Regions from separate parts of the Homo sapiens genome. Here regions 2 and 3 are each linked to region 1. The links are chromatin loops, found by intact Hi-C in ENCODE. Cell type or tissue: heart right ventricle. All regions are shown on one strand. Links, peaks and the distances in the headings refer to the core of each region. The heading gives the core; the rest is flanking DNA. Region 1 overlaps CD40 (CD40 molecule). Region 2 overlaps TP53RK (TP53 regulating kinase). Region 3 has its middle 16 kb from the start of CDH22.

Region 1 (10,447 bases), core at 1,358-9,357:
CCCTTGCTGTCCCCCTGCTGCCAGTCCCTCGATCATCTGTATGGATTTATTTCACAATAATTTCATTTCATCTCTGGCTCCAGAAAGATGGATTGGCCAGCGAGGTGATCGGGGAATCGGTGTTGGGCTCATAAATTTGCTGCCCCTCTATGAAGCTCCCATGAAGTCCCCTGCACTTGAGGTGGCGGAACGGAAGGGGAATGAGTGTGACAGGCCCATCTCTCCCTGCCACCTTCACTGGGGCAGGGGATGGGGTGGCAGGAGGGCAGCTTGAAAGCCTGAAAAAGAGAGAATTTCCCCACCCTAGAAATAGGTTGTCTCTCCACCTTTGTTACAAATAAGGCTATTTGTCACTTGGCTGGGAGGATAACCCGCCTTGCCCCGCCCCTCCTCAGCCCCAGCCACAGGAGAGGCAGTCACCAGCTGAGTGGCACTGGGGAACAGGGGCAAGAAGCAGGAGTGGGTGCCCCTCCTCTTCCCTCTCACTAGTCAGCAGGAGGCATTGTGCTGGGCAGAATGGAAGTTTTGTCCCTCCCAAAAGGAGGGAGCAACACACACACAAGCACACGCACATCATGCACACCTAACCAGCATGCACACACACCAACACCTGCTAGAGAAGAGATCACAAGTGCAATAGCACAATCAAGGCAGAGTAGGAGAAAGGAGCATGGGATTTGAAACTGGGAGCCAGATATTGAATACTGGTTCTGCGTGTGGCCTTGGGACGCTTACTCAACCTTTCTGAGCTGCACCTTGCTCAGCTGCAAGGATGACCATACACCTTCAAAGGACTGTTGTCAGGACCAAATGAGATAATATGGGAAAAGCACCTGGCACATAAATGGTATCAAGAATCACGATTACTATACCCACCCACACCAACCACTCCCTTACTACACGTGCACGCACGCATGCACACACACATACCTCTCCATTCTATACGTCTCTCCATCGTGTGATTTGTCCTTCTTTTCATATCTGCACAATCCCTAATTGACTTCTCACCTTTGACCTTCAGGAGCTGCCCAGAATGATGCATCCCAGAGTCTCCTGGGGCTGCATTCAGGTCTTCTACCCTGGGTCCACCCCTGGACATTAGAACCCTCCCTCATCCTATTCCACACAGTCCCTCCTGCCCCAACTTGCGTGCTCCCAGCTGTCTGGAAACCAGTCCCAGAGATAAGGCTAGATAGAGCCTAGAGGTCCTTTGGGACAGGTTGGCTCAGTAGAAGGATGGATGCCACTTGTGAAATAGAAGCAGTGACTCAAATAGGGAAATAAAGTCCAGACCAGGGGTCCTCAGTTCTGGCTGAATCTCAGAATCACCAGGGAAGCTCTAAAAAAATATACTGATGATTGGCCAGGCGCAGCGGCTCACACCTGCAATCCCAGCACTTTGGGAGGCCAAGGCAGATGTATCAACTTGAGGTCAGGAGTTCAAGACCAGCCCGGCCAACATAGTGAAACCCCGTCTCTACTAGAAATACAAAAGTTAGCCTGGTGTGATGGCGGGCACCTGTCATCCCAGCTACTCAGGAGATTGAGGCAGGAGAATCGTTTGAACCCAGGAGGTGGAGGTTGCAGTGAACCAAGATCGCGCCACTGCACTCCAGCCTGGGTGACAGAGCAAGACTGTCTCAAAAAAAAAAAAAAAAATACTGATGCCTAGACTATGACCGTCACATGCCACCTCCATGGAAATTTTATCTAATTGGTCTGGGATGTGGCCTGGGTAATTCTAGGGGTTAGGAACAGAAGCTTTGCAGCCAGGTGGAACCGAGGCCCCGCCCTGCATGTTCTAGCTGCCTGATCATGGATGAAGGAGCCGCTTCCCCTCTCTGAGCCTCAGTTTTTCTCATCTGAGATACGGAGTGAGCCAACACACAAAGGGCTTCAAGAAGATTTGGAACACCGGTCTTTAGCACAGGGCCTGGCACTTGGTAGTGCTTGGGAGGAGAAGGGCTTCCTCCCAGGAGCCAGTGGGGTTCCCTCAGCTCTTGGTGGCTCTGGGGTTGCTGCCAGCTCCTTCCCTCAGGCACTGCTGTGCCCTCCCGCCTCTCTCCATATTAAACATTAGCCCCCTGCCTTCCTCAAGCCCCAGGCTCAGCATTTCATTTCCCCTGCCCCCACCCCGTATTAACACTTCCCAGGGGTCCTTCAATTAGATTCACACAAGAGTCCCTTCCTCCTCCTGACCCCCAATTTCCCAGACGAGGTGGGAGGGCAGGGAGAGGCGTCTCTGTCCCTGATTTTATCCCATCACTCGGCCCTAATTAGTATTCCAAGGAGAGCCCTCTCCACAGGCCCCAGGATTTGTTTGCCAGCGGCCAGTTCCCTGTCTCCCCAGTTCAGAGTGAGTAATTCTGTCCCTCCCAGGCCCATTTAAGGGAGTGAATAATTAGTTACATTCAATTAGGCCTCTCGCTGCTACTGTGGCTCCTGCCTGCCTCACTTTGGGGGACAGGCACGCTAATGAGATGGCACGTGTCTGATGTGGGAGCCGGTGTTAAACACCATGGACCCCCCACCCTCCGCAGGGAGCAGAGAGTCAGAGGGAATGGGTAGGGCTGGGGAGAGTGGGGTGTGGAGGGGAGAAGACAGGAGAAACTAAGGGTGGGGACTCAGGGATGAAGTCAGAGAGGAGGGGAGAGTGAAAGGTGGAGAGAAAATGGGAGGTAGGAGACGAAGAGATGGAGAGAGAGGAAAAGCGGAGGAGGCACCAGGGAGAGACTCATGAGGAAAAGGAAAGAGAAACACTGCCTGAAAGTCCAGGAGGGACTTCATGGAGCCTCTTCATGAATCAGCATCCAGCCCTACAGTGGAATCCTATGCACCAATTAAAAAGCATGCTGTTGCTGGGTGCAGTTGCTCAGGCCTGTAACCCTAGCACTTTGGGAGGCCAAGGCAGGTGGATCACTTGAGCCCAGGAGTTTGAGACCAGCCTGGGCAACCTGGCGAAATGCCATCTCTACAAAGAAACACAAAACTTAGCCAGGTGTGGTGTTGCATCCCTGTAGTCCCAGCTACTCAGGGGCCTGAGGCGGGAGGATCACCTGAGCCCACGAGGTTGAGGCTGCAGTGAGCCATGATCGTGCCACTCCAGCCTGAGTGACAGAGTGAGACCAAAAAAAAAAAGCCATGCTGTCCATTTCTATGTAATTGGCATGGAGAGACGTCTGCCGTACACTGCTAAGCAAAGAAGGCTGCTTACAAAACAATGCATATAATAATAGCCCAAGTTTAAAAAAAAAAATGTTTATCTCAGAGAAAACAAGTCTAGAAGGACCCATATCTTGTGGTTAGCAGGGGGTGGGAGGTTTACAAGTGGTCTTACTTCCCTGGTCCTGTTTATTGCTTGGATGAGGGGTGTGGTGCATGAGCATGACTTTTATAATTAGGCAGAATAATAACACTTGTTCAAAAGAGAACAAGGTGAGTCGGAATAGCTGGAGATGGGAAAGGAGGTAGTTAGAAAGCATTGGAGAAAGCAGGAAGGAGGGTGCGGGCAGATGCTGCAGAGGATGGGAAGGAGCACTGGAGTGAGCGGGAGGCAGAGAACTAGCTGGGCACCAAGGCCCAGAGGGATGTGCCAGTCAGCAGGGAGCCCCAGGGACAGGAAGGGAGGGCGAGCATAGGAAGAGAGAGGCGCCCTCACCCCCTGCCCACTGGCTGTAGCTGGCTGGGCCCAAGCTGCTCACCGACCTTGCTGGGCTTCTCCTGGAGCACCCACGGTAACCATACTGCTCATCCCAGGAGGAGCCCCCTCAGGAGCTTCCTCCATTTCCCCAACTCCAGGACCACAGCATAGATTTCTTTTTTTTCTTTCTTTGTTTTTACAAATTAAAACTGCATCTCCCCACCCCTACAGATGGGTTTGTAATTTGCTGTGCCAGAATCAGTCGGTGGGAGAGAAGTCCTTGGGGGCAGGGTCTTTAATAACTTCTGCTGCCCGAGGAATTGACTGCAGGGCCTGAAGGCTTAAGTGGGAGAGCTGGTGTGTGTTCCTGCCTGTGGCTGGGGCTGCACGGGTGGGAGTGTCGGGGGACTGTTCATAGAATGAGGAGGACATCTACACACAACTAGGCCTCTCCCAAGGGAAGTCCCTCAGTCCCAGAGCATCAGTGCCTTAGGCCCTGGTTACCTGGGGTGCACAGGGTGGATCCTAAGCCCCCAGGGGCTCTTCAACTCCTGGCTGGGCACAGAGAGAGACAAGCTGCCCAGGACATGTTGCCTGAGCCAGCTCTGGACTTTCTCAGTGCCTCTGTTTCCCCACGTATAAAAACAAAAGGATAGGACACAGGGAAGTTTCCAGTCTCTTTTAATCCCAGCCGTCTGTGACATGCTTTCCCATGCTCTCACCAAGCTTTTGTGGGTTTTTTTGTTTTTTTGGTTTTTTTTAGACAGAGTTTCGCTCTTGTTGCCCAGGCTGGACTGCAGTGGTGCAATCTCGGCTCACTGCAACTTCCACCTCCAGGGTTCAAGCGATTCTCCTGCCTCAGCTTCCTGAGTAGCAGGGGTTACAGGCACGCACCACCATGACCGCAAATTTTGTTGTATTTTTAGCAGAGATGGGGTTTCACCATGTTGGCCAGGCTGGTCTTGAACTCCTGACCACAGGTGATCTGCCTGCCTCAGCCTCCCAAAGTGCTGGGATTACAATCGTGAGCACAATGCCCGGCCACTTTTGTGGATTTTTTGACCAATTTTTGGAATTTAAAAATAGTAAGAGTTCACATAAAAATCCAGATTCCAGGCCTGGCACGGTGGCTCATGCCTGTAATCCCAGCACTTTCAGAGGCCGAGGCGGGCAGATCACGAGGTCAGGAGATCGAGACCAACCTGGCTAACATGGCGAAACTCCATCGCCACTAAAAATACAAAAAATTAACCAGGCATGGTGGTGGGCGCCTGTAGTCCCAACTACTCGGGAGGCTGAGGCAGGAGAATGGCATGAACCTGGAAGGCGGAGCTTGCAGTGAGCCGAGATCATGCCACTGCACTCCAGCCTGGGCGACGACACAGCGAGACTCTGTCTCAAAAAAAAAAAAAAATCCAGATTCCAGACAATCTGCAACCCTCATTCCTGCTCGGCAACCATTGGAAGGAGCCAATGGAGGCTGTCCCCCAAAGATGGGCAGAGCCTCTCCATTTTGCCTAGCGTCTGCCACCTGACTTGACTCCCAGCCCTTTCTCCAGCCCCTGCGGGCATGAGTTTACATCACCCCGCAACATATGCCTACTTTCCTACTCACTGAATGAGCAAAAACCTCAGGCTTTTGAGTCAACCTAATTAGGTCCAAATTCCAGCTCTAACTCTCGAGACCTTAGCAAGTCATTTGACTTCTGCATCTCATCTGTAAAAAGTATATTGTAAGAGACCACGTCTTACGCAGGGCTGTCATAAAGATTAAGGCAATGCATGCAAAGTCCTTAGCGCTGTGCCTAGCACATAGTGAGCACTCAGTGTCTTAGCAGTGTCACTGTGCACAACCCTAGCTCCGGATGGGGCACACAGTGGGACCGCAGCTGGTATTTGTTAAGGAAGGAAGTATTCATGACAAGGATGAGACCTGGGAATGGATGAAGTTGCAGAGTAGAAGCTTCAGGAGGCTCAGGCTGATGGGGTCAAGGGAAGAAAGGTCTCCTCTTCCAAGTGTGGGCGGGTGTGGGGCGAGTCAGCAAACCCAACTTTACTCAGGGAGCCCAAGCCGCCGCCAGGGTCTTCGGGCGTTACCTTGGCGCCACCTTCTGGCTGATGCGCGCCTCACGGCCACCCCCTCCGTCCACGCACCGGGCAGGACCCTACACCCTGAAGAGGTTGGTCCTCTCCGCTATTTTCAGAACTGGAAGGATCCTTAGAACTCCTAGGGACCCATCATGCATCCGGGAACAAAAGCCCAGAACTGAGTAACTTTCCTGAGGCCATATAGAAAGCTCCTGGCCAATCTCTATTTAGAACCAGAATGTGCTAACGCTGCCAAGAATAACCACCTCTTCCCTTCATTAGGGACGCTAAGAAAAACAAAATTGCACATTGTTGTGCATGGGCTCTGCTGATTCTCAGGGGGAACTTCTCCCAGAAGCAGATCCTGAGACTAGGGATGAATGCAGGTCGTTTATTTGGGAGTTGAACCCGGGAAGCACCAGTGGTGGAGAGGGGATGTGAGACAGGGAAAGGATGGGAATCAGTGCAGAGTGCCCACTGTAGGTTCCATAGCTCAGTCCCTCCAGGGAGCCTCGGAGACACTGTAGAACACAGCTCACATTTGTCCCTCCCAAGGGCAAGGAAGCTTGAGTATTTATCCTCCCACTTTCAACCTTGGCTGGCTGAAAGTACTTCGGGGAATTAACTCCCCCATCTACAGCTTACCTGGCCTGCCTCTGCACCAAGCATGTTTTCAAGACCTGGAAAAGCCCTGAGGCAAGTGATCCCCAGTGCTTGCAGTCAGAAACTGGCTGCTTACACAGTATAGGAATATGAATGCTGGCTGGGCGCGGTGGCTCACCCTGTAATCCCAGCACTTTGGGAGGCCGAGGCGGGAGGATCACTTGAGGTGAGGAGTTCAAGACCAGCCTGGACAACATGGTGAAACCCCTGTCTCTACTAAAAATACAAAAAATTAACTAGGCGTGGTGGCGCACACCCATAGTCCCAGGTACTTGGGAGGCTGAGGGAGGAGAGTCACTTGAACCTGGGAGATGGAGGCTGCAGTGAGCTGGGGTGGCACCACTGCACTCCAGCCTGGGCAACATAGCAAGACAACACCTCAAAAGAAAGAAAGAAAGAAAGAAAGAAATATGAAGGCAGTAGTTCCCCAAGTATAAACCCTGGGCCGGCAGCATCAATACCACTTGGGAAACTTCTTAGAATGCAAATTCTTGATCTCCATCCCAGACCCACAGAATCAGAAACACAGGAGGTGGGGCCCCACGATCTTTAACAAGAAGAGGTGGTTATTCTTGGCAGCGTTAGCACGTTCTGGTTCTAAACAGAGATTGGCCAGGAGCTTTCTATGTGGCCTCAGGAAAGTTACTCAGTTCTGGGCTTTTGTTCCCGGATGCATGATGGGTCCCTAGGAGTTCTAAGGATCCTTCCAGTTCTGAAAATAGTGGAGAGGACCACCTTGCAGGTGGTCCAGATACACGCTCAAGTTTTGTTGTTGTTGCTATTGTTGTTGTTGTTGTTGCTATTGTTGTTGTTGTTATTTTAGATGGAGTTTCACTCTGTTGCCCAGGCTGGAGTACAGTGGCATGATCTCGGCTCACTGCAACCTCCACCTCCCGGGTTCAAGTGATTCTTCTGCCTCAGCCTCCCAAGTAGCTGGGATTACAGGCACCCGCCATCATGCCCGGCTAATTTTTGTATTTTTAGTAGAGACGGGGTTTTGCCCTGTTGGTCAGGCTGGTCTCGAACTCCTGACCTTAGGTTATCTGCCCACCTAAGCCTCCCAGAGTGCTGGGATTACAGACGTGAGCCACTGCGCCTGACCCACACTCAAATTTGAGAAGCTCTGACCTAGAAGAGAACACAGGAGGCATCAATAGCGTCTGCTGCAGATATTGTCACCATTTGTCAGATAGGGAAACTGAGAAGTGAAGCAGTGAAAGTGACTCATCCAAGGCCACACAGATGATCTGTGGCAGGCGTGGGTCTTTGGTCTCTTTCCACCATACCACCAAAGAAGTGAACAACACTCACTCTTAGGCTCTAGATAAGAGACAAGAATTAGGTCCCAAAGTTCCCCTTCCCCGCCACCACCACTTTGCTCCACTTTCTAAACCAAAGGCCTCCACCTGGTGTATCCAAATGGTTCTTGAAGCTCTTCTGGGAAGCCTGCCAAGCCAGGTGCCCCTCTCTTGGCTCGCAGCTGCCCTCACAGCCTCCACTGGGATAAGCCCTCTCCACATCTCCCCTTGCCCCCCATCGCCCCACACCCTCCAGCCAGCAGGATGTGTTGGGGAAATCCAAAGCAGGTTCTTTCCTGGGAAAGGCTGAGACCCCTGGGTTAAACCTCACCTCGAACCTTTGTGCCGGGGTTCTGCATGGCACTTTGCATTGCTCTTCCTTCTCCTCCTTGTCCTCCAACCTTCCTCCCCTCCCCTCCCCTCTGCTCCCACTCCATCTGCCGCTCCTCCTGGCTAGGCTCCCCCTCAGTTGGCTCAGCAGGAAAAGAGAACAGGATGGTTTATTTTTATCCTGAGATACTGCTTGGGGGAAGGGGATACCATCTGACCGAGAAGCAGTAGCTCCTGCAGCCACAGGGAGGTCAGAAGGCGGTGAGAGACCCAGGATCTCCCTGGGAAGGAGCTACAGATGTCAGTTCCAGACAGCAGGCAGATCTGGGAGGAGCTCAGGACCCAGAGTGAGGAGCTCTGAGCATGGCACCACCAGACACCGCTGTGTGACCACAGGCAAGTCACTTCGCCTCTCTGGACCTCATTTCCACCTCTGTAAAAGAGGGAGGGATGCAGACCCACCCTGCTGGGGAAGGCTATTTTTGTGAACATGAATCAAATGGGAAGAGCACTTTGCAATCTCAATACCACATGTGAGCACACATGGAAACCACCCTGGAGGGGCAGCAGCCTGGGGACATTCTTATTTATCTACAGAAAATGCCCTCATTCCGTGAGCCTGACAGCAGGTTAAATAGCTCATGTCACCCAGCATGTTCACCCCCGTTTTTCTTTTTACATGTTTGATGATTTTTTAATTACATAAGCATTATGTGAATTCACTCTCCTTTTGGGAAAAATGATGAAGCATTATGGGAAAGCCAAATCTCCCTTTAACCAACCCTCCCCCAGACCCTTCTTCCCCACCCCAGACGTCACCACTCTTCGAGCTGTGGGTTTTCTGTGTACCCTTCCAGAACCCTTGTTATATCAATATATGATGCATATTGTATTTATACATATATCCATAGGCAATATACATACATAAAAGCATGTACTTTTTTAAAAAGTTCCATACCCATCATTCAGCAGCATGCCTTTTTTTCCTTACTCAACAGTGTTTTTGAGATTCTGTTGTATAAATATATTCTAATTTTATTTAGCCAGTCTCCTGCTGATGGACAGTTAAGCAGCTTCCAGTTGTTCACTATCACAAACAATGCTGCAATGGGCATCTGTGTATATGGCTTCCTGGGCGCAGGGAAGCCACCATGATGCCTCTCTGGGCACCAAACTGCTGGATCGGAAGGTCTGGTGGATATTACTAAACCATACCCCAACACCACCACCACCAAACTTCTGCCTCTGTCTTTAATACAAGTTGGGAGACTGGATGGGCTCCAGGGTGAAGTGAGAGGTTCTTCAAGGTGAACTGTTTCTGCATCCAGTGCCAGGTCTCCTGTCTCAAACTGCAGGGGTGCAGGCAGAAGCGGGGAGCTATGCCCAGTCAGTGCCAGCCCCTCACCCTCACGCCACAGCAGCAGCAGCACCAGGCTCTCTGGCCAACTGCCTGTTTGCCCACGTGGCCACACTCCTGGGTGGGTGCAGCCTCACTGTCTCTCCTGCACTGAGATGCGACTCTCTTTGCCATCCTCCTGGGTGACCGGTTGGCATCCATGTAAAGTCTCCTGCACTGGAGCAGCAGTGTTGGAGCCAGGAAGATCGTCGGGAAAATTGATCTCCTGGGGTTCCTGCTTGGGGTGGGGGGCCTGGAGAGGCAAGGTGTGAGGTCACCCCCAGCAGCAGGGGCAGCTGTGCCTCTGAGGAGCCCCTCCCTGGGAAGCGGATCCCTTCCCCAAGCCCTCCCCCCTTTCCCAGACGGCGGGTCAGTGCTGATTCCTCGGGTGCCTCCTGCCCCCTGCTGGCCACACCAAGGGCGACGAAGAGCTTCCAGAGTGGGAGCCAGTGGGCTTAAGGGGCTGCCACATTTGCTCCCACCCATTTGACCCAGCCCCAAGGCCCAAAGATGCAGCTCCCCACGCGTTGAATGCCAGGAAAGGAGTGAAGAACAGCCAGTGTTAGGCTCTGCCAGTGGTGCCAGGGGCAGTTCTGTGGGGGATTGAGCTCTGGATGGAAGGAGCATGGTGGGTGGGGATGACAGTCCCCAATTCTGCTGCCACCCCACTGGCTGCAGAGACAGACTCTGAATCAGTTTTACTGCCCCATAGGCAACCGTGAGGCCATCTTCCCAGTTTGTCAAAACTCTGTCCCGGGTTCTCAGGGGTGACCTACCTTATTGGTTGGCTTCTTGGCCACCTTTTCTAAAAAAAAAAAAAAAAAAAAAAAGGATGGGGAGTTGGAGAGGCCAGATAAGAAACAGGTGGTCTCCCCTCCCTCCCCCAACACCTCCCCACCTGAGGACTCACTGATAAAGACCAGCACCAAGAGGATGGCAAACAGGATCCCGAAGATGATGGGGATCACCACCAGGGCTCTCAGCCGATCCTGGGGACCTGGAGAAATCAGGACTTCAGCATGCACCCCTCAC
Region 2 (10,447 bases), core at 821-8,820, 550 kb before region 1:
GTCATGTTCTAGGCAGAATTGGGTATTTAAAGTAAATTGAGGACAGGCTTCTCCCAGATTGTGACATGTATATCTCAGATACATGGGTGTGGCATTGAACCACATAATGAGAACATTATTCTCTTTTTAGTCCTTGTGAGACAAGGATGAAGTCTCAGTTGCTGATACTCGCTGAGCTTACTGGCCCTCTAACCCAGTGTTTTTTTTTGTTGTTGTTGTGTACATGTTATATTTATTTTGAAACCAGTTTAATGGGATACAACCAGCATTTTAAAAAATGAAATAGAATACAGCATGGAAAATATCAGTGTATTGTTTTATGAAACTTTCACGTGTATATATAGACCAAGGATATGTGCTGAGTTTTGATGTCAAATATATTTCTCTTTCAGGGTCATGATCAAAAAATGAAAAGTCTGCTTAACTCCAATTTCTCTTTTAAAAAAGCAGACTTACAGCTTTCAGGCAACTGAAATTCATGTTAACATGTTTTTATTTTTATTGCTTTGTATTTTTGTGGTTACCTTCTAAGACAAGTGATTGATCTAAAGTTCCTTTTAAGTTTATACCGCTAAACAAACTGAGTTGATTTCTATCACAGGCAGTAAGTAGGTAGAGCAAAAATGGTGAAGTGACTTGTGAAGACTGAAGTTTGATGAAGTCTGGTTTAAGGCACAGGTAAACTGAGTGTGGATGCAAAAGTACCAGGAGCTAGCTTTTAACCTTGCCCAGCCTCAGTTTCTTTTCTTAGAAGAAGCTATGTTTGGGTGGGAAGGGAAGAGAGGGATAAGAAAATACCTTTCTTCCTTGTAAACTCCAATCAACAAACATATTTTGAGTGCCTTTTGTGTTCCTTGGCACCCTGTTGGGTATTGGGTACTTGGCACCCTGTTGGGTATTGGGTACAATGGTGAGCCAGACAGACACAGCGCCTGTCCTTTTGTAAGAATATTTATTTTTATAAAAAAGTATAAAGTATACAGTGGGATGTTTTGATATACATTATGAAATGATTGCTACAGCTGAGCTAATTAACACCCATCACCTCACATAGTTACTGTCTTGTTTCTTAATATGGACATTTGCAGCTATGAATTTCCCTCTGCACACTGTTGTCATCACACACTCTCAGTTTTGGTATTTTGTGTTTTTGTTTTCATTCATCTCAAAGTATTTTCTAATTTCCCTTGTGATTTCTTCTTTGACCCCTTGATTGTTTAGAAATCTGTTAATTTCCACACATTTGTAAATGTTCCAATTTTTCTTTTGTTATTGCCAGCTTCATTCCATTGTGTTCAGAGATGATACAGTCAGTGCCTGTTCTTATGAAGCAAACATTCTATAATAGTAGGACCAGTACCCTGTCTGTTTCATTCACCACAGTCAGCATGCCCCAAGTGCCCAGCATGGGGCGGATGGCCAGGAATGAGTGAAAACTTCCCTTCCTGGGTAGTTGTGACTAGTAGAGAGGAAAAATAATATAATTGCCTGCTTACTGCATGCCAGGCATTGGGCTGGGAATTTTTATATTGGATCTAAAATAACTCTTAAGTTAGGCATTATCCCCATTTTATAGATGGAGAAACTGGCCCCAAAAGGTGGGAACTTGTCCAAGACGTCACAGGTAGCAAGAGGTACTTTTACCTGGCTCCAAATCTGTGTTCTTTCCACTGACAAATGAGATATGGGATATGGTGCATCTTTACAGTACTATAATAAGTATTGGCGTATAACATTATTTTCAAGGAACTCCAAGGGCCACAGGAGCTGACAGGTTTTTCAATTAATATTCCCAACATGAATGAGATGCCTCATTCCTCAGTTTCCTCACGTGTACTATAAGGCTAGTACCTGCTTTGTTGGGGTATGGTTGGCTCGTGTGCATTAAGTCAACAAATCCCTAGTTGATAGGGTTTGGCTGTGTCCCCATCCAAATCTCATCTTGAATTGTTCCCGTAATCCCCACGTGACATGGGAGGGACCCAGTGGGAGGTAATTTAATCCTCGGGGCGGCTACCTCCGTGCTGTTCTCGTGATAGCGAGTGAGTTCTCACGAGATCTGATGGTTTTATAAGGGGCTTTTCCCTCTTGTTCGGCACTTCCTGCTGCCACGTGGAGAAGGGTGTGTTTGTTTCCCCATCTGCCATGATTATAAGTTTTCTGAGGCATCCCCAGCCATGCTGAACTGTGAGTTATTAAACTTTTCCTTTATAAATTACCCGGTCTCGGGTATGTCTTTATCAGCAGTGTGAGAACGGACTAATACACTAGTACTCACTATGCGCCGGGCACTGGAGATCTAATAGAGGGGAACATGAAGCTTACTTTCCTGGGGAACATAAGACAGTTTCAGACAGTGATGAGTGAAGATGTGAAGGAAAACCAGAAACACAGGAGATGAAGAGAGTATATCCCAGGCAGGCTGTGGCGTGCGAAGTTGGCGAAGAAGAAACATCCCCGACAGCAAGGCTGGTGTGGCCGGCATTAGTGAGCAAGGGGGAGGAGCAGAACATGAGATGGGAGAGGCGGGGCCGGATCCTGCAGGGCCCTGTTACAAGGTTGGGTTTTGTTCTTAATGGGACTCAGGGTTTTTAACAGGGTGATACCTGATTGTTTTGAAAGGGTTGCATTGGTTGCTGGCAGAAAACCATAGAGGGCAAGAGTGGAAGCAAGAAACCTGGAAGTGAAAAGGCGACCGAAACCAGCTGGTCCAGTAAAAACAGTAGCCAGGGTGGAAGCTGTGGCGAGCATGCTCCAACTGCTTGGCACAGGACCTGGCAGCCACTGAGGCAGGGAACGCGGTGGAGAAGCAGGCTTGTCTGGGGGTAACACCCGAGGCTCGTTGTCTCATGGTCACGGAGATCAAGGACAGGGACCCACAAAGAGTGAGGTGAAGAGCAGAAATTTAATAGTTGAAAGAAAGAGAATAGCGCTCTGCTACAAGAGGGGTCCTGGAAAAATGGGTTGCTGGATCTGCAGTGAAATGCAAGGGAGTTTTATAGATGAGCTGGTGAGGAGGTGCTGTCTGATCTACATAGGGTGTGAAAAACTGGTTGGACCCAGGTGTGCCATTGGCACAGGGTATGAATCTCGGCACCCCCACCCCAGTCTTTTATTATGCAGGCGAGTTCTCTGCCTGAGCTGTGCCATGTTGCCCATTTCTTTATTACTGTACACGTGGTAAAAGAAAAGGGAAGATGGAGCCTCGTGTTAGACATGCCTGGCCCCCAGTTAGCCCTTCTCTATTGGCACAGCTACCAGCATTCCCCCGTGCAAGCTTCCAGCTTCCTTATCTATGTTTGCAGCTGGATTTTTCAGGCTGCTCTTTGTTAGAAAAGAAATGATTTCTGGGGCTGCTTTTTTGTTAGAAGGGAAATTCCGCCGAGGACTCTTTTGCCCTGAATATCTGCCTAAATAATTTCTATCTCCGGTATCAGTGGCCAGTAGCAGTGGGGGTAGCCGCAGCTGTCAGGAAGCAGTAATGATCTTTGCAAGTATCAAGAGGGAGAGTGGCAGATATTGGAGACTGGAGAAACGTCACAAATGCCCCCAGGAGGAGAATCGTCCATCTGCACACTTAGCCCTTGGCCCACAGTGGGAAATAAAGGGTTAACAAATGTTCCTAGGTGAACAGTGGATTCCTTTCCTAGTTCCTCTCACAAAGGGCTAAGGAACCCTCTGCACTTTCAGATCCCTTGACGTCCACCGGGGAGCTGCAGGTGCTTTGCAGTGCTGAGCCAACAGCACTAGCAGTTTTGTGTGAATCCCCAGCTAAACCCAACCAGATGAGGATTATAATCTCCATTTTATGGTGGAGGAAACACTGGGCAATAGGAAATATGTCCTAGGGTCACAATAAGTGACAGAGCTGGGATTCAGACCCATGCTTTTAACAACAGCAGCTGACTTTATAGAGTTACGTTCTTTCCATGCATTAACCCATTTTACAGAAGAAGCAAATGAGACACAGAGAAATTAAGTCCTGCCCCAGGCCACTCAGTTAGTAAATGGCAGAACCAGGGAAATGTGATATGACACCGAGATGCGACCAACACTTGACACAGGCCCACATTCCTGGAACATTTAAAAGTGCTTTTGTGGCCAGTCCATGGGGCCAAGAGAGGTAGTTCCAGAGTAGAGTTGCTTTAAAGCTGGCATAGTGAGTGCTCCAAACAAGCTGTGTTCTTATTGTTGGATGAGCTGAGCTGACCACGCCCACACCACGTGCTACCTTAGGGGTTGGGAACATCTACATTAGCGAAGGCATGCAGGGCATAATCTCTGATTTAACTGCAAGAATCCACCATATTCCTGACCCTGGTTCCAATAAAACTTTATTTACAAATCAGACAGTCGGCCCGTGGGCGATAGTTTGCCAATTTGATTTTTAAAACCATCCCATTAAGATATTTTTTGGATTATTGAGTTTTTGGATGCCTCCTTAAATTTGTGCCTCACTTGCTTCACCCTAGTCCTAACCCAGCTGTCACTGACTGCCAGAGCCCTGATGGAGGAGCCCATGTTCTTACAAGGGTCTGCACCTGCTGTGGTTTGAATGTGTTCCCCGTATTTCATGTGTTGGAAACTGAATGCCCAACTTAGCAGTATTGAAAGATGGGGCCTTTAAGAGGTGATTGGATCCTAAGGCCTCTGCCCTCATGAATTGATTAATCCACGTGTGGACTAATAGATTAATGGGTTATTATGAGAGCAGGACTGGTGGCTTTATAAGAGGAAGAGAGACCTGAGCTAGCACACCCAGCCCCCTTGTCACATGATGCCATGTGCCGCCTCAGGTCTCTGTAGAGTCCCCACCTTCAAGAAGGCTGTGCCCCCACCAGATGTGCCCCCTCGACCTTGTATTCCTCCATAACAGTAAGAAATAAACTCCTTTTCTTTATAAATTACCCAGTTTTAAGTATTCTGTTAAAAGCAATAGAAAACAAATGAATGCAGCCTGAACCTCTTGGGGAACTAGGAGTCTTCCCTTGCGTCCTTTAATTCTAGGCACCGCAATTTCAATGGACTGTGCACTTTTCTGCCACCAGGGGTCGTAAGTTACTGTCATTCTTGGTGCGAACAGGTAAACCTCCCTTCACTTTCTCTCTTCTCTTCCTCCTCCCTCCTCCCTCCTTCCCCTCTTTCTTCCTCCCTTTCTTTTCTCCCCTTCTCCTTCCTCTACTTCCATCTTTTCTTCCCAAGTCCATGCCCCTCTCTCCCTCCCTCCTTTCCTTGAACGTGTTCATTTATTCACTCAACGCCACCTTAGCTGAGCACCTAAGTGTAGCAGGCACTGTGCTAATTATGCACCATGTAATGAGGGAGACGGACGTGAGGATGTCTAGTTCCTTCCAGTCTTAATGTTTTCATCCATTCTCTCTTCACTCACTCCTTCACTGGGTACTTAGTGAGCACATGGGCTGCGTCTGGCTCTTCTGAAGAAGCTGCAGGGATGACAAGGTCCAGCCGCGGCCTGGGAGGCCCTTGTCCTGGCCCCTTCCGTTCTTCCTTACTCAGCAGCCCAGGGGACCCTTTTAAAGCCAGAACATGCCACTTCTCTATTCACAAATGTGCTGGCTTCCCAGCCCATGTCTCCTTGTTTACCAGGTGCATGGCCTAGGATCCCCTCCTTGTACCTCTCTGAGCCTCAGTGTCCTCATCTGTAAAATGGACTCACAGTGGTGCTGCATGGTGGAGTTGCTGTGAGTATTGTCACTGGTCAGGATCCCCAGGAAGCAGACTCAGATACAGTTGAGCTGCCCTTGGGATCAACATCCACAGCATGGAGGACACAGGAGATGGCAGAGGACACAGGAGAGGGCAGAGTACACAGGAGCGGGCAGAGGGAGAACTGGAGCTGAGACCCAGCAGCAGCTTCAGTCAATTCTGCGGGAGCTCTGCAGTTGAAATGGCTCTTCAGAGATGTCACAAGATGGCCTGAGATGGCCAGGACTTTGCAGTCTCACATTATGCAGTCGTTGGGGGTGTCACGCCTGGAAGGGACACGAGCTCTGGCAAGGCCACTCTCTGCCTACTGTGAGTTGATCCCTGGAGGAGCTGACCACAGGAGCTGACTGCTGACCACTCTCCCTGCCTCTGGGGCAATAGGTGCTTCCTTAAGGGATCTGGGTCGCACATCCATGTCCACCACAAGCATCCATATAAGGAGGTACGTGGAGCAGTTGGAGCACTACCACAGTGCATGGCACATGGTGACAATGAGCAATATCATTATCGTGATGTCATTTAAGTGGCTACTATTTTTAGAGAACAGCAAACAGGTGATTATAATACAGCTCCATTTGTTCCCCTTATAAGCTAAGGGTAGACAAGACGCACTTTCCCACCTTGCCAGGCTGCCATTCCAAAGCTTCTGAATCAAAGGTCTGAGACTGGCCTGAGAATCTGCATTGCTAACAACTTCCCAGGTGATGCTGAGGCTGCTGTTCTGAAAACTCCTACCTGAAGGAAAATCAAAGTATGTCATCAGAAAAATAGGAAATGGATGCTGAGAGGGCAAGAAACAAAATACCATCTGCCATACCCATTTTACAGATGGGGGAGTAGAGGCTCAGAGGTGCTAAGCAACTTTCCCAGAGTCATCAGCCTGTAAATGGTAGAAATTGTGCCAGGCATTATTGCCTACCAAAAGTCACCCTCTTTTTTTTTTTTTTTGAGACAGAGTCTCACTCTGTCACTCAGGCTGGAGTGTAGTAGTGTGATTTCGGCTCATCACAACCTCCACCTCCCAGGTTCAAGCAATTCTCCCACCTCAGCCTCCCCAGTAGCTGGGATCACAGGTGCCCACCACCACGCCCAGCTAATTTTTGAATTTTTAGTGAAGACGGGGATATCACCATATTGGCCAAGCTGGTCTCAAAGTCCCGCCTCAAATGATCCACCTGCCTTGGCCTCCCAAAATGCTGGGATTACAGGCGTGAGCCCATCCCCCACCCCCTTTTTTTTTTTGAGACGGAGTCTCGCTCTGTCGCCCAGGCTAGAGTGCAGTGGCTTGATCTTGGCTCACTGCAAGCTTCACCTCCTGGGTTCACGCCATTCTCCTGCCTCAGCCTTTCAAGTAGCTGGGACTACAGGCGCCCGCCACCACGCCCGGCGAATTTTTGTATTTTTTAGTAGAGACGGGGTTTCACCGTGTTAGCCAGGATGGTCTCAATTTTTGTATTTGTTAGTAGAGACAGGATTTTGACATGTTGGCCAGGCTAGTCTCGAACTCCTGACCTCAAGTGATCTGCCTGCCTCGGCCTCCCAAAGTGCTGGGATTATAGGCATGAGCCATGGCACCCGGCCTACCCTTCTTATTCCTTTTGGACAGAATCCCAATTAGTCTAGATATTTTTAGGCGAAGATAGCTTCATCTCAGGAAAGGTCAGATCGGTTCCTGATTAGGAATGGGCATGTGTATTAGGCCTTTTGCATTGCTGTAAAGAAACACCTGAGGCTGGGTAATTTATAGGGAAAAGAGGCTTAATTGGCTTACAGTTCTGCAGGCTGTACAAGCATGGCTCCAGCATCTGCTTCTGGTGAGGGCCTCAGGAAGCTTCCGATCATGGTGGAAGGCAAAGGGGGAGCAGGCAGTGTCCCATGGTGAAAGCAGGAACAAGAGAGAGAAGGGGAGGAGCCGGGCTCCTTTAAACAACTGGCTGTCTTGTGAACTAACAGAGCCAGGGCTCACTCAGAGATTACCACAGAGAGGGCACCAAGCCATTCACGAGGGATCTGCCGCCATGATCCAGTACCTCCCACCAGCCCCACCTCCTACACTGGAGGTCACATTTCAACCTGAGATTTGGAGGGGACAAACCTCCAAACCGTGTCAGCATGTGACCCTTTTCTGGCCAATAAGATACAAGAGCAAATCTGGGAAGATTGCTTCTGTGGAAGATTTTGCTTCTCCTAGAAGGTGAGAAGATGTAAGAATTCTCTCCCTGCTCTGACACCAGCACATCCCCATCAACAATGTCTGCTTTTCAATGCAATGGCAATAACCGGAGGTTCAGCAGCAATCTGGAGGCCATGAGGCCACCCCTGATGGTAAAGAGTCAATGAGAGGAAGATGTTGAGGTAGAGGGATGGGCAGAGTGTGAGTCTGTTCTTAGTGACCTCAGACCTCACTTTCTGGACTTATTATATGCACAGGTAAACGTCTCCAAAGCTGAAGCTACCATAAATCAGATTTTCCATCACTTGAAGCCAAAAGCATTCCTAACCAACACAGATAGAGACCCCAGGCCGCCAAAGCCATACTTGTTCATAGCATCTTGCTGCCTTTTACTGTCAGGTTAGAGCCTCTCTATTTAGATCAAAGTGAAGGAGACAGACTAACTCCAGCCCCTTCTTACCAAGGCCTGGGAGGTGAGAACCCGGCACTGAGACCCAGCCTATTCAAGGCCTGGCCAAAGTCTGCCACCAACTCCTTCTGTGAGTTTGGGGAAAATTCTAGACTTCCCTGGGCCTCAGTTTCTCCACCTGTAAAGTGGAAGATTTGATCTAGGTCCAGTGGGTGGCTGTAACTGTAGGCAGTTTTCTTGGGTTCACATAATGTTTGCTTTTTAGTTGCCAATGTTAAACAATTTCATATGCCAATGTTAAACAATTTCAAACATACATATGGATTGTTTCATATGTAAAAATCTAGACATCTGGCTTCTCTGGAAACATCGTCAGGAGATCTTGCCACACGGGACCCTGTTCTAACACCTCTTCTTTTAGAGGGGCCTGTGCTTTCCAATTTGCCCCAGTCTCCACTGCTCCCTATTGCTCTTTGGCTCTGAGTCACTGTTTGTCATCACGCTGGTCCCGTTGTTCTTCTTACAGAGGTAAGAGGAGAGTGAGATATGTCTTACTCCTCTTGTTACTTGTCCCTGAGAGCATTGAATTTGCAACCTTTAGATAAGATGGCATGTATCTTCCCCAGGGCCTCACGGGCATCCCAAAACTCAACAGGTCCCAAAACAAACCCCTGGTTTCACCCATAGTCTCTGCCCCCATCACAAGTTTCCCATCTTAGTAAATGGCAGCCCCAGGAATCCAGAACTTCACCCCAAACCTGGGGGCTCTCTTTGACTCCTGTCTTTCACCAGCTCCCCTCGCCCCCATTCGATCCAGCAAAAGATCCTGCCAGCTTTACTTTCAAAATATAATTAAAAGGTTGGGAGCGTGGCTGCCCTTGGGGGAGGGGCAGTGATTTGGAGGGGGCTTCTGGGGACTTCTAGGGGGATGGACAAGTTCTATTTCTTGAGCTTGATGCTGGTTATGTGGGTGGATTGGGTTTGTAAAACTTCATGAAACTGCAGGCATGTTTATATGTGTACTTTTCAGTATTTATGTTGTACTTCAATAAAAAGCTGTGAGGCCAGGTGGTGGCTTGTGCTTGTAATGCCAGCACTTTGGAATGCCGAGGTGGGCGGATCACCTGAGGTCAGGAGTTCAAGTCCAGTCTGGCCAACATGGCGAAACCCTGTCTCTACTAAAAACACAAAAATTAGCCAGGCATGATGGTGGGCGCCTGTAATCCCAGCTACTTGGGAGGCTGAGACAGGAGAATCGCTTGAACCCAGGAGATGGGGGTTGCAGTGAGCCGAGATCGCCACTGCACTCCAGCCTGGACAGGGTGAGACTCTGTCTCAAAAAAAGAAAAGAAGCTGATGAATTTGGAACTACTCTCCGTTCCCCCTCCTGGCCACCCTGGCGTAGGCCATGTGATCTTTTGCCTGAACCCCTGCAGTTGCCTCTCATGGTTCTCCCCACTTCTGCCGTCGTCCCCACTGTTTCCACGCAGCCCAGGAATTCTATTAAATCTCAGTTCAGATCTGCCAGGCAAGGTGGTGCATGCCTGTAGTCCCAGCGACTGGGGAGGCTGAGGCGGGAAGGATCTCCTGGGCCCAGGAGTTCAAGGCTGCAGTGAGCTGTGATTGCACCACTGCACTCCAGCCTGGATGACACAGTTTAGTTTTAGTTAAAAACAAAATTAAACAAACTAAAGAAAAAGAAAAGAAAAGAAAAAAAGGGGCCGGGCGCAGTGGCTCGTGCCTGTAATCCTAACAATTTGGGAGGCTGAGGTGGGCGGATTGCCTGAGCTCAGGAGTTCGAGACCAGCCTGGGCAACACGGTGAAACCTTGTCTCTACTAAAAAAAAAAAAAAAAAAAAAAAGAGTTGAGAGAGTGGCTGCCCTTGGTGAAGGGGCAGTGATTTGGAGGGGGCTTCTGGGGACTTCTCGGGGGATGGACAAGTTCTATTTCTTGAGCTTGATGCTGGTTATGTGGGTGGATTGGGTTTGTAAAATTTCATGAAACTGCAGGCATGTTTATATGGGTACTTTTCAGTATTTATGTGGTACTTCAATAAAAAGCTGTGAGGCCAGGTGGTGGCTTGTGTCTGTAATGCCAGCACTTTGGAAGGCCGAGGTGGGTAGATCACCTGAGGTCA
Region 3 (10,447 bases), core at 1,518-9,517, 190 kb before region 1:
AGCCCGGCATGGGGGCACTGCAGCCCCAGGACCACGTGGCTTCTTCTCTACTCAGCCCACCCTGCCCAAACACATAAACTCTCTCTCTCTCTCTCTCACTCATTCACAATGTATTGCTGAATCTCAAGTTCATATGTTATGAGCTCCAGGGACCTCTTAATTCAACCTCCATTTACAGGTGGGGAAACCGAAGCCCAAGACAGAATGGACTTGTCCAAAGTCACCTGACAAGGGAATCCCTCTAAGCCCCAGCCAGCCCTTCCCTCCAAGGGTGCCCTCCCCTGGGAGTCCCCCTCTGGCCTCAGGACTCTCTCTGCCCAGACTTTGTGGGTTCTCCTGGCCTCTGCACTCACCTGCACCTCCCAGACCTGGCCAATTGCAGGGCCCCAAAGTTAATAAATCAAGGTGACTTTGGGGACAAGATTCAGCCTCTTTCTCCCTTGTCCCTCCCATTTGCATAATCCTGGCTGGCAATATGATAATGATGTTTGTTAAAGACAGAGCACAATAAATTAATACCGTTAAGTTGTTGCTGCAAAATGCAAAGCAGGTAATTTACTGCCAGCGAGGAACGGAGCCTTTAAACTGTAATGGATTAACTTTCCCAGCAGCAAATATGTCCCCCGAGGGAGGGAGGCAGGTGGGTGGGCTGGGTTGATGATAGGGGGGCCTGCCTGCTTCCCAGGGTTGGGCCAAGTGTCCAAGCCAAGATCTTAGGCCTGCACCTATGTCAGCCCCTCTCCATTGTACATAAGGGGAAACTGAGTCTTGTGCAAGACAGGGAGCTATGGAAGGCCACAGCAGGGCTGTGGTGGTGACCTGCCGGCTTTGTATGACAGCCCATTACCCTCTAGAGGAGGGGGCTGCAGATGCCTCATTTGCACACCTACTCTGGAACGCTCAGGAGGAGCTCCTGTTACAGACCCTGAACCTCCTCTTCCTTGAGGGGGACTAGTGATGTCCTCCCCAGAATCCCCCAGGCCCAAGAGAGGCCTCAGCTGCAGAGTCAGTCCTAGCCCAAGGAGGGAAGGATCCTGGGTTTTGTTAGGACTGAGAGGAGGGGAGTGGGAAGGGGAAGCGGGGGCGTGCCAAGAATGGGGTTAGACCTTGCCCTGATGCCCTCGGATACTGGGAGGGAGGGGCTGTGGAAGGAGGAGAGGAATGGGTCTCTCGAGAGGAAAGGTGAATTCTATGGTTGACGGGGAGGGGAGTGGGATGGCGGCAGCGGGGAAGGTGGGTGGGCAATGGGAGGCTGGGAGTAGGAGCGGCTGGCAGGCCTAAGGAGAAACTCAGGCACTGGCCCAGGGCCCCTCAGGGGCACCTCCTCCACTGGGGCTCAGACAGCTCCTTGGGTCCCTAGGAGAATTGCCGCAGCCCCAGCCCAGGGCGGGCCGGCAGGCGGGTCTCAGGGACCCCAGCGGAATTCTAATTTCTCATTTATCTCTGCAGCTTCTCCTGCGATATTAAAGGGGCGATGCTCTGCAGTTGGCTCCCAGGCTAATTGGATTTGGGCCTCCTCTCACTCCCTGGTGAGGGAGGGGGATGTGGCAGCCTTGATGGGGGAGGGGATGTTTGAGGACTTGGGCTGAGGCTGTGGTCCAAGGCCAGACTCCTAGGCTACAGTCCTGACCATCATGTGGCCTTCCCAAGCCTCTGCCCCTCTCCGGGCCCCGCATTCCCTCACCTGAGATGATGATAATGATATTAATAATATTAGTAATAAAAACAACAACCATGATTTGCATAGCATTTCCTAGACATAGACACTGTTCTTAGTGCTATTCAGGACAGCACTCCTCACCCCCTCATCCTAACAACAGCCCAGTGCATTAAGTATGATTACGTTCATTGCACAGACGAGTAAACTGAGGCATGGAGGGGTTAAGTAAGTTGCTCAGAGTCCAGACAGCACCCACAGTGAATGTCTTTCAGGTTTGTGAGGGGCCTAGAATCCCAACTTTAAAAACCCCGTTACGCTCAAATAGGCCTAAGGTGGGGGTGTTACTGCCTGCACCCATTTCACCGATGGGGAAACTGAGGTCTGACCCAGACATATTTTTAGCTTTAATTTTCTGTAGCTCCCACCAAGGGCTCCCTTCCTTCTCCTCCACCCCAGGGCCCAGGGTGTTTCCAGGGTAGAAGGCTGGGGCTTCAGAGGGCGCATTCAGTGCAAGTGTCTGAGGTGGGGCAGGGGAACTTGCTCCCAACACCTGCCTTTCCTCCATCGGCCCTGCCTTTCTCCTTCTCTGAGCGGAGGCCTCTGTCCCAGCATCCTCCAGGCCTGCTGGGGTCCCTTGTCCCACACTGCTCACCTGGAGGGAGGACCTCACCTCCTTAGCACAAATTAATTCCCACATGTGCCCCAGATGCAAACCACACAGCTCTGCAAGTCCACAGTGGAATAATGGAGAGGGGAGGAGGCCGTACATGGAAGCCTGTTTCCCAGTGACCCTAGAGACCGGCCCTTTACGCATGTTGCCTCATGTCATCTTCATGATAGACATGGCTCCAATGCCCATTTTACAAAGAAACAGAGGCTCCCGTGGAATGTTTCAGGCCAGGCCACACGGCAAGGACCTGATTGAGCTGAGATTCAAACCCAGGTTTATCTTGATCCAGAACCTGAGCTCTGGATACATCCTCCTGTGCAAGAGAGAAGTTGAGACTCCTTTGGAAGTTCAGTATCAGAGGGCCTGGAACTGGAACCCAGGATGACTACAGTGGAAGGAGCCCTGCACTGGGAACCGGTAGACCTGGGTTTCGATGTCTACCTGGCCCCAAACTCACTGTGTAGTCCTGGGTGAGTCACTTGGCTTCTCTGAGCTCAAAGGCAAAATGCAGAAACCACCGTGCCTACCTTATGGGGCTATTGTAAGTATTACAGGAAGTACAAGTAAAGCACTTATCACAGTGCCTGACACGTAATAGGTACTCAACCCAGGCTAGCCATCATTCTGTGGATGTATTCATGCTCACCTCCCAAGACTGCTGGGATAGCACCCGGGCAGAGCTTTGTTCTGTGTCATGGTCTCAGAGATTGCCAGAGCTAGAAGCATTGAGCACAATACCCTTGTCTTTCAAATGGGGAAACTGAGGCAAAGGGTTTCAACAAGTGAGTGGCAGGGCAAGGACTCAGCTCCAAGTGCCCTGGTGGCCTCCCTGCTCAGCAAAGATGACAGTTCTCCTTCCAGTCTCCTTTTGCCCTGGGTGTCTGCATCTGTCTGTCCAGGCGTCCCTCCCTGAGAGGCCAGCTGGATGGCTGACCCCTGCAGCTCTTTCCAGTCCAGCCGCTGGCAGGAACCAGCCAGAATAAATGCAAAGAGACCCCCTCTGGAGGCTGTTCTTGCCGTGTCCCCCGTCCAAATGTTAATTTTGCCAGGGCCTTGATAAATCTTCCTGTCGTCTCCATCCGCTGGAGACATAGATTTCATCTTATTGAAAGGTGACACTACTGCCCTTTGGTACCAGCTATCAATTTCAGGTGGCAATCAGAGTGGAGAGCAACAAAGAATCAGGCCCCATTAACTCCCCTTCTGCCACCGAATCCTACCTTTAAATCTTTTGGGGCCATCCTACTTGAGATGTCTGCTTCACCTGCCCTTCCAAAAAGGTGTCAGGACCTCATCTTTAGCCTTTCAGGGCATGCCTGGTTGAGTTCCTTTCTCAGGCCTCCAGAGCCACTTTGCTTCCCAGTGGGCAGACTGAAAGAGTCAGGAAATTAATGTCCAGCTCTTAACTGATGACTATTTGAAGCCAGAGTATAAGTACCCCAGCTCCTCCCTCACCCTTTGCTGGGGAATGGGAGTGGATTGCTCTGTGATGTGAGTCCTATTCTCCCTCCCAGAATTCCCCAGCAGAGTTGAGCTCCAGTTGCCCACAGTAGTAACAGGCTTGATAAAGCACCCGGTATTGGTTGCCTGCCTTTCCTGTATCACTTTCCCACTGTCCTACTGGTGCTTCCTGGGATCATTTCCCAAATAAATTACTTGCCCTTGAATCCATTTCTCAGGGTCTACTCTGGAACCCAAACTGTGGGAACACTGAAGATTTTTTAGCATCTCAAGATGGAATGCACTCCACTCAGCAGTGGAGATACAAGAGGCCTGACGTGTATTGATTGCCCACGACATGGCAGGAATCATGTGTTTTGGCTGCTAGATCAGTTTTTCATTCATGCTGCCAGACAGCTCTGGGAGGACTTGCCCCAGTTTTACAGATGAAGAAACATGCTCAGAGAGGTGAAGCGACTTACCCAAGGCCACACAGCCAGCAAACAAAAGTCAATATCCAAACCCAGGGAGCACACTGTCTTATCCACTCCATTCTACCACCTCTAGACAGGGGCATGAAATGGAGCCAGGGCTCACTTCCAGGTACAATCAGCAGTGCAGATGGGTAAATTTCTCCTGAGGGCATACTATGAGGCAGGCAGCCTTCTGCAAGGTGCTAAGGACAGCGCAATGAAAAGACGCAGTTCCTGTTCTCAAAGGGGCTGGAAGTGGTGGGGGAGATAGACCTGTGAAAGACTGTATGGCTGGGACCTCTCTCAGAGTGCACTGCAGCCTCTTCCCTGCAAAATCCCATCTTACAATCATGGGACATTCCTGCAGGGGGCAGCTGAGAGGTTGTCTATTTCAACACATTATTATATGGAGGCCACCGAGGTCTCAAGAGAGGCATTCACCCACAGTTGTACTCCATGGCCAGGGCTCTTGTGTTTGAACTCAGCTGAGGATTTCTGCAACAGAGCCACAGGTTTCCTCAGGCTCACAAGCAATTCTGAAAACTCAGAAGTCTCTAAATTAAAACAAAAAACAAACAAACAAAAAAACACCTTGCAACATAAAACATTTAAACTTCTATATGCCCTAAGGAAAACTTAATAATTATACAGACTTAAAATATTTGCATATCACAGGTAAAGGGTTAATACCCTTAATATACAAAGAGCTTTTGCCAATCAATAAGAGAAAAACAACCAGAAAAATGGACAAAAGATAGCAGCAGAAGATGCCTGTGTAAGGCGTTAATGCAAGACCTCTGGACTTCCGAGGATCCGGAGGGTGGTAAAACTGTTATTACTTGTTAAATAAATGCTTATTCATTATTAAAAAATCCATTTGGACTGCGGGTCGCATGCTACTGCTTGTTAAATCTGTTAAAGTGCTGGGAGGACTCCCAGATGCCTTATTTACAGTTACGATGACAGAGAAAAGTGGCCGAATGCCAGAGCCACAAGCCTGTTGTGGGATCCACTTCTTGCTCCCTCTGCCTGTCCTGTGCCTGTGGTCCCTCAGTCCCAAACAAAGTGGCCTTAGAGCCAAATTGCCCCTGCAGCCTGGGTAAGGCTGACTAAAGAGGAGTTTGGCCAAGGGTCAGAATGCATAGGCTCGGATCCCTTATGTGACCTCCACTCCCATCTCTATAAATCAGTTTCCCCATCTATAAAATGGGTAGGTTGGCACCACCGATATTGGAGGTCACTGCCACACCGACAGGCTAGCATTCCAGGGTGGGGGGTGGGGGTGTAGGCAGTGGTGGGAGGAGATTTGGCACCTACTACCCTGTCCCCACCTTTACACCTAGGGCAACGGCTGACCTCATTGACTGGAACTCAAGTAAGGAGCCCTTTTAAGCAACAAAGATTTCACCTTACAGATGAAAAGTCAGAAGCCCAGAGAAGAGCGGGCACCCACTTAAAGTTGCCCAGCCCTGTCAGGACCAGAGCCTGGGACTCAGGTTCCTTCCCTTCCTCCTTAGAAGGGAAGCAGAGAGGCCAGAGGCAGATCCAGAGCCTGGATTTTGCCGTTGCTGGGAAGCTTTCTCTGCCTCCTTGCACTCAGCGCCGCCTCTCTCCTCCTTGACTCCATGGAGACCCCCCACCCTCAGGGCCAGAGGCACCTTGCAGCAGGCGAAACTTGTCAGCCCAGCAGGGTCCTTCTGGTCCTCCCAGCCAGCCAGACTCCTCATCTCTGCTCTGAAGACAGCCTCTGGCCATGAGTGAGCAATGCTGTGCTCCACGTGCTCCACGCCACCTGATGCTCGCTGTTGGAGACACGTCCTTCCAGGTGAAGCATGGCCCTGTCAGGGAGTCACTGGGAGGGGCACCCGAGTAGCAGGGAACACCTGCTGTCTTTCCTTACCCTGGGTTTTATGTCCCTTATCTTTTGACCCTCCTTCCATTGCTGCCCGGGGTAGAGGGGTCGGTGTGTGCCCCGTGACGGCAAGGGGGAGACCAGGATTTGGGGCCAATTCTGCCACTTGCTGTGTGACTCTAGGCAAGCCACGTCACCTCTCTGAGTCTCTCCATAACCAGGGCTGTTTTAAGGAAACAATTAGATAATAAATGAAAGATATTAGCACGGTGCCTAGGACCTAGGCAGAGGTCGATAAAGAGTAGCTCTTATTGTTATCTGAAAAATGGGATTAATAATATCTAGCCTAGGACTCTTGGAAGGGATAATGACATAATGCATCTGAAACATATGGCAACATGGCAGGGGCTCCTTCAGTGACCATGCTGGGGTGAGGTGACTCCGAAACAGGGACATTCAGCTCATTTTAGGGCAAGGGGCCTATTCTCGTGGCTCCAAATGCTCACCAGGGTCATGGCCCCCTCATCAGCTCCCACTTGGGGCTGACTCTGGCCCCAGCCAGCCTTAGGGTGTTGTCCAAGCTGGAGATGCCAGCCTCGAGGGTGGGTGGGAGCCAGGGACCCAGGAAGACACACATGATCAATACTAAGCCAATCTCTTACAAGATTCCCCCGGCCTCTGGTATCCAATTGTAAAGAAAATCACTCCGCACACTAGGGAGATGTGAAAAATGCCGCAGATTACAGTTTGGGATGTTCTGAGTCAGAGTGAGTGAGTCCGGGATTGTTTCCTGCAGTAAATAATTCATTCACTTTAAATTTCGTGGTTTTTTTTTCTCACCAGCTCCCTCCCCGCCACCTCTGTCTCACTGCCTCTCCTGCCAGCTCCCTCTCAAGTCCACTCTCCACCCGGGAGGCTCCCATCCCTACCTAGGTCCAGGCAACCCCAAACCACCAAGGAGCTAATAATACAAATGTTTTGAGTCTGTTAATGACACTAATCGTCTTTTGCTGCTAATTAGTAATGCTGCCAAGGAACACTTCCTTGTTAATGAGGCCAAGGGCCACCCAGGCAGGAAAGCCTAGTTGGGAAAGGTTGCAACTGAGCTGGGAGCCAGGCAGGAGCCAGGCAGGCGGGCACCAAGGAGGCCTCTGGCAAGACCAAGGGCAGTCTGGCTGGTGATGGCTCCTACTCCGGACCCTGTCCTCTGCCTCACATGCTACATCACCCAGAGAGGATGGCTTGAGTGGGAGGCTGGAACCCGGCCAGGGGGCAGGTGAGTGGAGGCCAGGGAAAGAGATCTGGCTAGCGGTGGCCCCTTCACTCCCATCATAGACACTGCCAGGCCCCAGATCAAAAGCATGGAACAACTCCAATCTGAGTGCCAGTTCTAAGACCCATGGCTCAAATATGCTAATGGTGGGCACCTATGTGGAATCTCTTAGTACACAGTAATGGAATGTCTGGCAGATAACTGTTCAACAAGTAGACCCTGGGGAGGTGCTGGGCCCCCAAACGCAGATCAGATTCTGCCTTGATCTCCAGGAACTCCTGGCTTGGTGGAGGGAGACAGACAATAATGGCCAACATTTATTGATCACTTACTATGTGCTGGGCACTGAGCCAAGAACTCATGCCCACTGCTTCATTTATTCCTCCCCAAATCCCCATGAGGTGGGTATTTGAGTGGTTTGGAGCGTTTTTGTTTGTTTTTATTTTTCTGATAGGTACTCTTTCTATTTCCATTGTACAGATGAGAAATAGAAGGCCCAGAAAGGTCAAATAACTGGTCCAAGAGTGCAGTACAGCAGAATCAGTATGTGAATTCAGGCACCTGGATCTAAAGCCAGCTCTTTGAACCCAAGCCCTTTAACAGAGAAGTAAGAAGACGGTTTCAATTCAGTGTGCTCTAGTCTGCAATAGGAGAGGTTTGGGGGTTGTAGTCCTGGGTGATGAGTGAGGCTTCCAGGAGGGGGTGAGGTCTGGGTCTTGAGGGGTGCATAGGAGTTAGCTGGGGGAAGTAGGAGGGAAAGTAGAAAGGAATTCCAAAAGATGGGGCACTGTGAGCAAAGCAGGGCAGCACTCAGGTGGTCTAGCGATATCTGAGGGTAAGGAGTGCAGTGAGAACAGGGAGATATCATGCTGGGGAGCCCAGGAGAGGGGATGGAACTGCACTGAGGGCCATGAAGATCTGTACATGGAGAGCCCCAGAGAAGACCTGACTTCAGGATGCTCTCTCTGGACTACAGGATAAAGGGAATTGTGTGAGAGAGAGACAAGGGAGACTGGTGATAAAGCAGGAAAGGGCTGGCCAGGGATTGTGCTTGGGCCATGTGCTACTGGGATGGAAGGGGAGCAAGCAAAAGGTGATGGATTGAAGGTGGAAGCAGGATGGAGGAGTCCAGGAAGGCCACAGCAGCCTCCCAGGCAGATGCAAGGAGGGCCACCTTTCTTCTCCGACTCAGGGAACCACGCTAGGCCTCTCGGGATGGGGACACAGCCTGCCTATTCAATCCCAGCTTGAGTTGCAGGGGGCCCAGACACCAGAAGCTGATAAGGCAAGAAGTGTCCCCAGCCTGAAAGGACCCCTGGCCAACTACATCTTCTCCCATGGCAACTAAAACCCACTATTTCAATTTCATTCCCTTGGATTAAGTGTTGCCTGTTCTCTGGTAGGGAGATCATATTATGCCATGAACTCTTCGTAGACAGCATTGAGGACTCAAATTACATATCATTGTTTTCAGGGGCAGCTTTCTGGGGTTCCCCTAGACAGAATAAATTGTTCCTTCCTCTGTGGTCCCAGAGTGCCTCATATGTATGCACAGCCCTGATGATACTGGAGTAAGGATTTTTCTGTCTGTCTTCTGCATTAACCTGGGAGCTCCTGGAGCAAGATAATGGAGCAAGATCACAAGAGATCCTTTGTTTTATATGTGTTCTTGCAAATGAGCATGATTTTGTATAAATGCAATTTTTTCGTATGTATCTCCCCTCCTAGACTATGAGCCCTCTGAAAGTGGTCACTTGTCTTATTTTATATTGTTTTATTTTATTTCAATTATCACAAAGTAACATTGACTTTCTTTGGGCGCATAGTTCTATAAATTTCAACACACATATAAATTCATATAAGCACCATCTGAATGCACATTTAATTCAAATAGATGGTATTATGCCATAGATCCCAGTTGGTTCCTCGCTCCTTTCATCTCATGTTTTAAAGATCCGTCCATGGCCATCTCTACACTTGTCTAACAGTTGCCAGGACCTCTGCAGGGTGTGTCTCCCATGTCTTCCTGTACGCTCCCCCAGGGAGGAGAGGTGGGTTGCCTCCAACTCCCCTCAACACAGCATGGGCACAAGAATCCTCAGACTTGTTCCTCCCAGTCATGCTGAGAATTTCACTGAAATTTACACCCAGGAGCAGAATCTCTGGGACATAGGGTCAGCATATAAATAATGATCTCTAAATGCCACGTCACTCACAAAAGTGTCCTGGCCCATCTTGGAGGATGACCCATGACAGGCTAGGTGGAGCCAGCACACGTCACTAGGGCTGTGCCAGGTGTTCAAATGCTGACATCTTTCCATTCTGATGGGCAAATAGGTGGTTGCCTGTGTAGAGTTTCCCAAGGGCTCAGCCCACCTCCTTGACACCCAGCTCTGCCCCAGAACACCTGACTCTTCCCAGGATCCAGCAACTAATGGGTTACAAGTGGCCCAGCAGGGCCTCCAGGGTCTTGCTCCAATGGCCATTATTAACTGTTACACATTCGAATATCGTCCTTGTCCATGCCCTGTGCAGGGGAACAAGGCAGAGAGGAGCTCAGAGGTTGAGGTTCAAGTCTTCTTCAGCAGGTCTTGGCAAGCCCCCTCCCCTTGCTGGATTCCCACAACACGAGATCAGCACTTGCCAGACTTTCCTGAAACATGCTTCCATAGCCTCTTAGCCACTCTGGGAGCTGGGAAGTGGTTCTCCTCATTTGACAGAGGAAGAAAGAAGAAACAGGCCCAGAGAGCGGAGGTGACTCGCCCAAGGTCACCCAGTGAGCAAGGAACAGAGCTGTGACCCAAGAGATTGAACCCCAGCACACTCCTGCTTTGAAGGTCCCCGTGCCACACCACAGCACATGCATAAAATGCACCGACTCCCACTTCAGACCTCTCCTATGCATGAGTAGAGGAGGGATGAACAGAATTGGCACTGACTAGTTGGCACAATGCTAGATTTTGTAGACATTTAATTAAACACTTACTAATTTTGATTTTGCAGTTTTCTTTTTGTATTTTGGAGCTTATCTTTTCTTTTTTCCTTTTCACATCTTGAACTTTTCCATAGGCCCTTGACA

What was found. Peaks named below come from ENCODE experiments on the same cell type or tissue, not always from the same donor. Only the 100,000 strongest peaks of a DNase experiment are listed, where the experiment ranks them.
Region 2: a loop joins it to region 1, with 4 times the contacts of the local background. A loop is called at or near these places in 14 of 110 quality-filtered maps.
Region 3: a loop joins it to region 1, with 4 times the contacts of the local background. A loop is called at or near these places in 18 of 110 quality-filtered maps.

The regions. Positions count from the first base shown.
Region 1 is chr20:46,128,103-46,138,549 of GRCh38, reverse strand. It overlaps CD40 (CD40 molecule), which reads right to left. Exons shown (of 9, transcript NM_001250.6): 7 at 10,326-10,412; 8 at 10,192-10,220; 9 at 8,692-9,668. The coding sequence ends at 9,510. Among named protein-coding and RNA genes, the nearest start is that of CD40, 15 kb to the right of the region's middle. RefSeq lists enhancers at 5,433-5,482, 8,481-8,630. In heart right ventricle, for the core only: a CTCF peak has its summit at 5,764 (motif pointing left); a DNase peak (open chromatin) is centred at 5,719; H3K27me3 peaks cover 4,287 bases.
Region 2 is chr20:46,676,136-46,686,582 of GRCh38, reverse strand. TP53RK (TP53 regulating kinase) reads left to right here. Exons shown (of 2, transcript NM_033550.4): 2 at 1-2,218. It also overlaps a transcript of SLC13A3 not described here. Among named protein-coding and RNA genes, the nearest start is that of TP53RK-DT, 7.9 kb to the left of the region's middle. RefSeq lists an enhancer at 2,772-3,283. In heart right ventricle, for the core only: CTCF peaks have their summits at 4,847 and 5,047 (motif pointing right); DNase peaks (open chromatin) are centred at 2,052, 2,472, 2,762 and 5,042; H3K4me3 peaks cover 1,267 bases; H3K27ac peaks cover 1,653 bases.
Region 3 is chr20:46,319,321-46,329,767 of GRCh38, reverse strand. No RefSeq gene overlaps it. Among named protein-coding and RNA genes, the nearest start is that of CDH22, 16 kb to the right of the region's middle. RefSeq lists a silencer at 5,795-5,984. In heart right ventricle, for the core only: a CTCF peak has its summit at 4,597 (motif pointing right); no DNase peak of the experiment used is centred there; H3K27me3 peaks cover 7,375 bases.